Regions from separate parts of the Homo sapiens genome. Here region 1 is linked to region 2. The links are chromatin contacts, found by Hi-C or POLR2A ChIA-PET in ENCODE. All regions are on one chromosome and are shown on one strand. The core of a region is the stretch at or near the end of the contact, and the rest is flanking DNA. Distances in the headings are between cores, read along the strand shown. Region 1 overlaps ZC3HAV1 (zinc finger CCCH-type containing, antiviral 1). Region 2 holds the start of KIAA1549.

Evidence for each region. A loop is a pair of places that touch in the nucleus more often than their neighbours do. ChIA-PET counts read pairs that join two places held with the same protein, here RNA polymerase II (POLR2A). Pooled maps may share reads with other maps.
Region 1: a loop to region 2 is called in a pooled map, with 5 times the contacts of the local background. The contact joins the enhancer-like site here to the promoter of KIAA1549 in region 2. A Hi-C loop is called at or near these places in 9 of 50 pooled maps. POLR2A ChIA-PET finds 5 or more read pairs at or near these places in 5 of 52 experiments (T-cell, WTC11, activated CD4-positive, alpha-beta T cell and 1 more).

What each region holds. Positions count from the first base shown.
Region 1 is chr7:139,073,702-139,078,595 of GRCh38, reverse strand. It overlaps ZC3HAV1 (zinc finger CCCH-type containing, antiviral 1), which reads left to right. Exons shown (of 13, transcript NM_020119.4): 5 at 1-44; 6 at 2,187-2,310; 7 at 4,566-4,740. Among named protein-coding and RNA genes, the nearest start is that of MIR10399, 32 kb to the right of the region's middle. Within about 2 kb of position 3,380, at least 18 of the 41 ENCODE cell types and tissues checked have a DNase peak (open chromatin) inside an H3K27ac peak, as active enhancers do.
Region 2 is chr7:138,979,610-138,984,140 of GRCh38, reverse strand. It overlaps KIAA1549, which reads left to right and starts at 2,752. Exons shown (of 20, transcript NM_001164665.2): 1 at 2,752-3,058. The coding sequence starts at 2,872. RefSeq lists enhancers at 1,975-2,324, 2,947-3,833 and silencers at 2,305-2,434, 2,455-2,834, 2,875-3,004, 3,844-4,138.

The sequences.
Region 1 (4,894 bases), core at 2,131-4,630, 94 kb before region 2:
GGAAATTTGTCTTGACCATCTGTGTAAGGGTTGTCCGCTTAATGGTGAGTAACCTAAGGACTTTTCTGTAAGCTTCCACCTTTTGGCCATTGTAAATAACACTGCTATGAACATGGGTGTGCAAATGCCTTCTGAAAACCCTGCTTTCAATTCTTTTGGATATATACCCAGAAGTGGAGTTGGGGGATCATATAGTACTTCTATGTTTAATTTTTTTTTTTGAGGAACTATTATTCATAGTGGCTATACCATTTTTCTTTCCCACCAGCAATGCACAAGCGTTCAAATTTCTCCACATCCTCACCAACACTTGTTCTTTTTGTGTGTGTTTGTTTGCCTTTTTTGTTTGTTTGTTTTGAGACGGAGTCTCACTCTGTCACCCAGGATGGAGTGCAGTGGTGTAATCTCAGCTCACTGCAACCTCTGCCCCCTGGGTTCAAGTGATTCTCCTGCCTCAGCCTCCCAGGTAGCTGGGGTTACAGGCGTGTGCCACCCCGTCCGGCTAATTTTTGTATTTTTAGTAGAGACGGAGTTTTTGCATGTTGGCCAGGCTGGTCTTGAACTCCTGACCTCAAGTGATCCACCCGCCTCGGCCTTCCAAAGTGCTGGGATTACAGGCATGAGCCACTGTGCCCAGCCACTGTTTGTCTTTGATAGCAGCCATTCTAACAAGTGTGAGGTGTGGACTATAATGAGTGGTTGTGTACTTTTCAGTCAGCCAAGTCTCAAGTAGGGCCACTCTATGGGTGTCCCTGCAGTGTCTAAACCTGTCTTTTTTGTTTGTTTTGAAGTTGTCACACATCTTCATTTTGAATATTTCAAAACAATTTAAACATAATATAAGGCAAATTTTGAAAAACAGAACTATCTTCTGTCTTCCTGTACTGTAGCTTATAACATCAATTCATTCTTCAGCCGGCATTCCTGCAATGGCTGTCTTTTGTATGCCTAGCCCTGTGCCAAATATGTAAGGGGGATGTAAGCTAAACCATAGTGCAGCCTTCTCTTTAGTAAGTTTATAATTAAGGTAGGGCATGAAAACATCCATAAAATGCCAGGCATGGTGGCTTACGCCTGTAATCCCAGAACTTTGGGAGGCTGAGGCAGGTGGATCACTTGAGGCCAGGAGTTCAAGACCAGTCTGGCCATCATGGTGACAACCCATCTCTACTAAAAATACAAAAATTAGCTGGGCGTGGTGGCACATGCCTGTAATCCCAGCTACTAGGGAGACTGAGGCAGGAGAATTTCTTGAACCCGGGAGGTGGAGGTTGCAGTGAGCCAAGACTGCGCCATTGCACTCCAGCCTGGGCGACAGAGTGAGTGAGATTCTGCCTCAAAACAAAAACAAAAACAAACAAAAAATTTGCAAATGGGAAAACTGCGTGAAGTAAGTAAAAACATATAAAAAATTAACCCCCAACTGACTATTGGGTACTGGCTAAAGGAATGCAAAAAATACAAGTCAGATGGGGATGGAGTGAGATTCGTTAAGAGAATCTTTCTGGAAGAGATGAACTGTAGGCCAGGGCTTCAAGGAAATAAAGGCTGTTGCCTCTGCTGGAGAGCATTTTGGCTTCATACACTTGGGGGGGTGCAGAAAGGGTAACTAAATTTCTGGTTACCTCGAATTTCTATCTGGGTGGAGTGACTTTGGGGGCAGTGGGGAATTTTTGTTTCCTTTTCTTTTTCTTTTTTTTTTTTGAGACAGAATTTCACTCTGTCACCCAGGCTGGAGTGCAGTGGGGTGATCTCGGCTCACCGCAACCTCCACCTCCCAGATTCAAGTGATTCTCCTGCCTCAGTCTCCCGAGAAGCTGGGATTACAGGCACCCACTACCATGCCTGGCTAATTTTTGTATTTTTAGTAGAGACAGGATTTCACCATGTTGGCTAGGCTGGTTGTGAACTCCTGGCCTCAAATGATCCGCCTGTTTCGGCCTCCCAGAGTGGTGGGATTACAGATGTGAGCCACCACACTCTGCCTGAATTTTTGTTTTCTGATGAGTCTCCAAGGTAATGAAGGAACCTGGATAATGGACACACAGCAGTGTCAGCTGGTATAGATGGAACCTGTCTGGCAGGGGGCAGGGCAGGCATGGATGGGGAAAGCTGGCAGTGAACTTGACTGAATTGGTTAGAATCCCTGCTCAACAGTCCCTCAGACCCCTTCTTTGTCTTTGTAGGTAGCTGCAGCAAAGTCCACTTCCATCTGCCTTACCGGTGGCAGATGCTTATTGGTAAAACCTGGACGGACTTTGAGCACATGGAGACGATCGAGAAAGGCTACTGTAACCCCGGAATCCACCTGTAAGTTGGTGGCTGTACTCTGGCTTTCAAGAGTCCAACATTATCAAAGGGAAGCATTAGTGCTAGGCTCAGGGGAAAAAGAAAAAAACACTTTTCCATCAGAATCCCATTCGAGTGTGAAATACCTCTTGAGATAAAAAATGGCAAATGCCTGCCGAGTTAATGAAGGAAAACCACAGCTGGGTGGGTTTGAGGTCACACTGAGCCTGGCTAATACCAGAGATCCTGGGAATGTTTGCTAACTCAAATGAAACAAACAGTGACATGATTATTTGTTTAGTTGACAGTTGTCTGTGTCCTGCAAAAAAACACAGTTCAGTGTCCGGCTCGTATCCTGATCAGTTCATCACAGAACTATTAAAAGTACTAAATGATTTAGGACAAAAGAGCCTTTGGCTTAACTTCATAATTTAAAAACACGGTTTGAATAATTTCATATAGTTTTACTGTAGAATTTTGTTGTATACTTTAGCATTTAATACCTCCCTTATGTTTGCTATTTTCTCTAGCAAGGCATCTAAGAGGGTACCTTACATTTCTGCTTCTGGCCGAGCGTGGTTGCTCATGCTTGTAATCCTAGCACTTTGGGAGGCTGAGGCAGGAGGATCACTTGAGCTCAGGAGTTCGAGATCAGCCTGGGCAACATGATGAAACCCTGTCTCTACCAACAATACAAAAACTAGCCAGGCATGGTAGCACGCACCTGTGGTCCCAGCTACTCGCTACTCGGGAGGCTGATGTGAGAGGATCACTGGAGCCCAAGAAGTTGAGGCTGCAATGAGCCGTGATTGTGCTACCACACTCCAGCCTGGGTGACAGAGTGAGACCCTGTCTCAAAAATAAATAAGTAAAAACATTTCTCCTTCTGGAAGAGCTGAAATGGGTGATACCCATATGACCGTATTTATCTATGGTGTGCAGGGATATAAGAAACATCCCAGTTTTATAAGGAAATTCTTAAGGGGGAAAAGTTACATTACTTTTCATCATATGAGAATTTAGTGATTTGAGGGTGGAGATTCTGTGTTGCTGGATTTTTACCACTAGAGGGCGACATGAGCTACTTTCTGGTTGCTAGGTCTATATTTCCGCTCCCAGGCAAGTGGAGAGCCGGGTTTCTCAACCTCAGCACTACTGACGTTTTGGGCCAGATTCTGTTTAGCACTATTCCTAGCCTCAATCCACAGATGACAGGAAGCACCACCCCCCCACCAGCCCCACTGGTTGTCCTAACCCAAAATGTCTTCAGATGTTGTAAAATACCCACTGAGGTCAAAATCGTTCCTGATTGAGAACCACTGATCTAAGAGGTCTTTCTTAGAGCAGCAATTCTCAAACTTTTTGGTCAGAGGACTCCTCAACACTTAAAATGTATTCAGGATCCCAAAGAATTTCTGTTTGTGTGGAATATAGCTATCAATATTTACCATATTAAAAATTAAAACTGAGAACAATTATATATTTGATTCACTTAAAAATAAGAATAAGCTTGCTATATGTTAACATAATGAACATGTTTCATGTAACTATATTTAATACTATATACATATTCATGTATATCCATTTAATATACATACCCAGGTATATAACTGTGTGTATTTATTTACATATTTATATATAATATTTATATGGATAATTATAAAATAACTGTTTTCCAAAACAAAAAATTTATTGAGAGGAGTTTTATATTTTTGCAAATTAATGTCTGGCATAATAGAAGATAACTAGATTCTCATATCCGCTTCTTTATTCAACCTGCTGTGAAATCATATATTGTGTAGCCTCTGGAAAATTTCATCGTGTATTCCTGAGAGAATGAAAGTGAAAAAAGCAAATAATGTTTAATGTTATTATGAAAATCACTTTAACCTTGCCAATTTTCTGCAAGGGTCTCCACATTTTGATAACGATTTAAATAATAATAAATAATTTTAAAAATGGACCAAATGCGAATTTCTAACTTACTTTATAACATTGAGCCAATCAGGAGTTTTGTGGGCACAGTTTTATTTTGGGATATTTTCTGAGGGAAGAATACATTATGTAACACCATTAATTATGTGGTGCAGGCGAGTCACTTTCCTCTCTGCGTTTCCGTTTTTCTTTTATGTGTAGGACCTGGAGCCATGGAAAGAAAACTTGAAGATCTATTTTAGCCCTGAAAGTTTAATTCTGTGCTCTCATTAGGGAAGACGAGATTGTAGAAAACAGGGGTCAATGAAGCATTATGTTAACTTAATACTTTTCTCTCTCAGCTGTTCTGTAGGAAGTTATACAATCAATTTTCGGGTAATGAGTTGTGATTCCTTTCCCATCCGACGCCTCTCCACTCCTTCTTCTGTCACCAAGCCAGCCAATTCTGTCTTCACCACCAAATGGATTTGGTATTGGAAGAATGAATCTGGCACATGGATTCAGTATGGAGAAGAGGTGAGCACTGTTCCTCCTTGTAGGGGGCTCTTGTTTAAACTTGTCAACTTAAAAAGAACACTGTTGGCTGGGCACGGTGGCTCATGCCTGTAAGCCCAGCACTTTGGGAGGCTGAGGCAGGTGGATCACCTGAGATCAGGAGTTCGAGACCAGC
Region 2 (4,531 bases), core at 1,503-4,002:
GCTTCGTCTAGGTCTAAGGATAGTACTGAGCCTACCTCTCCCTGTCTCCAAACCAGATTGTAAGCCTATCGAGGACCCAGGTTAATTTTCCCCCTCCCCTGGAGGGTGTGTGGTTTAACTGGAGACGACAATTCCAGTTGGAGTTGAGCCTTATGGAAATAAACTAACCTCTCTGGCTTGTTTCTTTATCTATGAGAATTGGATGAGATGATCTCTAAAATCGATTTTAAAATCTTACACACACACACACATTTGCACACACTCCCCTACCTCCAAGGACCACTCATCCCCTCTGAGTCTGCAGAGTAACACCACCTACCAGCTGGACTGTCAGAGCCTGGTAGACATTTTCCCAGACATGGAGGCAGAATGCCTTAAATCCTAACAGAGGTAAGATTTTGTTTTATGCCTTCAGAGCTGGGAGACTAAGGGACCCTAGGGACCTCACTTTCCACGGACACTTTGGTGTCCATGAGTCATTTCTAGTATCTCAGGGTTCCAATTTTTATTTTTACTTCCAGCTGATCAATCTCTTAATGGCAGGGCAAACACTATTGTCTTTGAGTTTGCAGAGAATGGAGAAGGAGACTCCTTTCTTTTTTCTTTTCCTTTTTTTTTTTTTTTTTTTTTTGAGATGGAGTCTTGCTGTGGCACCCAGGCTGGAGTGCAGTGGCGTGATCTTGGTTTACTGTAACCTCCGCCTCCTGGGTTCAAGTGATCCTCCTGCCTCAGCCTCCTGAGTAGCTGGGATTACAAGCACGTGCCACCATGCCTGGGTAAATTTTTCTGTGTTTTTATTAGAGACGGGGTTTGCCATGTTGGCCAGGCTGGTCTTGAACTCCTGACCTCAGGTGATCTGCCTGCCTTGGCCTCCCAAAGTGCTGGGATTATAGGCGTGAGCCACCGCGCATGGCCGAGGGAGGCTTTTTTCTCTGACACCAACGGGTCTAGTGTAGATGGCAGCTTGCAGGAGGCTGAGGCCAAATCTGAAGATGGAACCTCTTCACGGGCGGAATGCATGCTCTGGCTCAAACCAACGATTGTCTACTGAGGGCTTACTGGGGCTATGAGAAATCCTAAGCAGGATAGCACCATATTTGAATTTCATATTAATTTATTGGAGGTGGGGTGGGGGCTGTGTGTGCAAAGCATAAATTCATAAAAGATAAAACAACACAACAGGACAAGACCATTCAAGAGTTGCACGAAGGCAGTGGTTTGTGGTCAAATGTGCTGTTATAGAGAGTTCAGAGAATAAAGATAAGTGTGTGAATAAGAGGTCCCAGATCTATGGCCATGGTGTCCTGGGACCAGACATATCTGGGCAGTTTCTCTTAGGTACTTACCTGGGTGTGCACGCAGAACCCTCTTTGGGAGACAGGAGCAGTTACTGTAATAAACATAGGGGCTGTATGATGGGGGGTTACAATAACGTGTAAAAACACCAGGAACATCAACAAAAGCTTTTTTTAACCTTTATTCTCATTTTCCTTGAAACTACCAGGTTTCAAGTACCCACCTGTAAGGACCAGGTGTGTACCTACAGAAGAGTGCCCCTGTCCTATTCTTAGGAAGAACTATTCGCCAAGGGCAAGGAGTCCAGAAGAGTTGGAGCTGCAAGGCTGGGCAGCCCCTTCAAGGGCTGGGCCTGGCAGGGGAACCCGACTGAATAGCCGCGAGGATCCCTCTGCCAGTGTAATGATTCACCTTTTCCGCTGTCTGCCATAGTTTTTCTGCACGAGATAGTGTCCCCCACACACACCGTTAATATCTGCTTGATGCAACAATGCCAGTGGGATGCAACGATTCAAAACTTCCAATTCCTCCTCCCTAGACCCTGAAGCCACGGGGCGTCTTCAGAGTGACGTGCCTGGCACACAGTAGGTACTTGACAGATGTCAACTCCCTTCTTCCCGTTCCTCATTCCCCCCGCGGACTCCAACCCTCAAACGCTCTCTGGGCATTCTCTCCACCTCTCAGGAGCGCCACTTTCCCTAAAACGGCCTGGCCTTGCGGGTCTCCCCAGCTCCACGCCCATTCGCTTCAGCAGCCGCCTGCTCAAGGCCTGCTAAGTGCAGGGTCCCGCGGGCCTCCCAGGCCCTGAGCGCAGGGTCGCTTCCCGAAGACCCGCAGAGGTGGCCGCACCTTCTTAAGGCAGGAAGGCGGGGGAGAGCTGCGTGCGCTCTGCTCGCCCCTGCCTTGCACGCTGAGCTCTAGCGCAGGAGCCCGACTTTGTCTGGCTTTGTCCCCTCCGCGGCCCCGAGGCTGTCCTGAGAGCGCGGCGCCCCACACACCTGCTGCCCGCAAGGAGTCGGCGGGAGAGGAGGAGCGAGGGAGGCGAGAGGACCCCTCCCCCGGCTTGCCGGCCTACCCTGATCCGGGCGCCCCGGGGAACGCGCGGCGGGACCCGGGGTTGGGTGCGGGTCGGGGCGGCACCGCCCGGCCCAGGCCCCCCGAGCCCCTCGCGCTCCCTCCGGAAGGCGGGTCCTGGGGGAGGGCTGGGCCGCGCCGCCTCGCCGCCCTTGCCGCCTCTGCCGCGCCGAGCCCCGCGCACGCTGCCCCGGCCGCCCCGCAGGCAGGCAGGCAGGCAGGCAGGCAGGCGTCCGGCCGGCCGGGAGGGGGTGCTCGCCGTCCCGCGCCCGGGCCCGCGCGTTGCCGGGCAGCGGCTCCGAGGCTCCGAAGGGGGCGGAGCGGCAAGGCGGGCGTGCGGCTGGCGCCCCTGTCCTCGGTTCCGGCCCGGCCCGCCCCCGCCTCTCCGGCCTCCCTCCGCGCCGGTGCGCGGCGCCCCGTCCCAGCCGCAGCCGCAGCGGCCGCCCCTCCCGGACCCGAGAGCCGCTGAGCCGCGAGGCCGGGCCGGGGCGCCGGCCGGGAATGCCGGGGGCGCGGCGCCGACGCCGAGGCGCGGCCATGGAGGGGAAGCCCCGCGCCGGGGTCGCGCTGGCCCCGGGGCCGAGCGGCCGACGGCCTTCCGCCCGCTGCGCCCGCCGCCGCCGCCCGGGGCTGCTGCTTCCTGGCCTCTGGCTGCTGCTGCTGGCCCGGCCGGCCTCGTGCGCCCCAGGTAAGCTCCGCCGAGACCCTCGGAACGCGGCCGCGACCCCGCCTGCCTTTATCGCTGCTGTTTTCAAAACCCCGGCTTTCCCCGCCCATCCTCTTTTATTCTCCAGCTCCCTCGCCGTCCTTTCTGGAAGATGCTTTGCCATTCTTCTGGGGCCCAACAAATAAAGGCACGGGGGAAATAAATAATTAAAACGAACAAGCGAGCGGCTTCTGGCCGGTCTTGCTAAGGGGTCTGCAAAGCTGTTCTCTTGTCCATGGAACCCGAAGCGGGTCTGGTGGCTTCATCTCAGAATGTGCCTGGTTTTTCCTGCAGAATGCAGGCACCGGCGTGCTTTTTTGTCAAGGCTGTATGATGTGGCATATCGAATGTTTTGAGATACTTTATTGTCGGGGCGAAGAGGTGGATTCGAGGTGTGCTTTAAAAGAGTATTGCATTACCGGGACAAGCCCAGCGTCCCCCAGATGCGGGCAGGCCGGCCGTGTCCCCCCGTACAGCAGGACACAAAGAACATTCAAAGAAAACCTCTTGGAAAGCGCCCTGGCCACGGATCTTTCCAGGGAAATAGCTATTGGTATTACTTCTGCAAGGCATTATTAGTACAATGGAGTGTGAAAATATTTTGATTCTTAAGTGTCTGGGCATGAAAGGAGTAAGGGCTGTTTTTATAACAGATGCAATTTAGTGACTGTTCATCAGTATGGAATGAAGAGGCATGATTTATGAAGAAGCATAAGGGTTTTGTTGTGGAAGAAATGATTTAATTCCTATTGCTTCTCCAAAATGTTTATTTGTCCACCCTGAGCCTGTACACAGGATGGTCTGGAAACCGTCTCTGAGCTGACACTGCAGGCCAGCGATTGCCCCTGCACAGGCACTTGACCACTTTGAGGCGGAAAAGGAAAGGTGGAAGGAGCAGCTAGGGGTGGAGAGCTGCTGCACACAGAACAAAAACCAGAAAGCCGTGAACGCTGCTCCGAATCCTCCTTTCTCGTGGGAGCAGGGCCAAAGGGCTACTCAGTGGCTGGGAGGAATTGGAACACATTTGAAGGTGTCCCTTGGACCTGTGAGAATTATAACCAGTGCCCTAGAGGGGATGGTACAATAGAAGCACAGGGAGGACTTCAGGGATCATGGAACAGGTCCACTCTGCTTACCAAAGAGGAAACTAAGGCAGAGAAGTGCCTTGCTCAAGGTCACAGTCATCACTTTCCCTGCCTCCCACCCCCGCTCTTGGCCCATAGACATATCCACACCTGAAGCCTCTGCAGAGATTTCCCATAGCTGGGTGGAACCAGGGTTGGGGTGACAGAATGAGTCTCTTTTAGGCAGTATACAGCTAGTGCAAACACCTTACTCTAACCTAGGACCTCCCGTCTCAGTCCTGCTCCTGCGAGTTCCAGCCCTGTGTGTCCAGAGGAGAAGAGATCATTGTCAAGGGTCTCTTGGCTTTAGTCAACAAAGAGAGCCCATCTG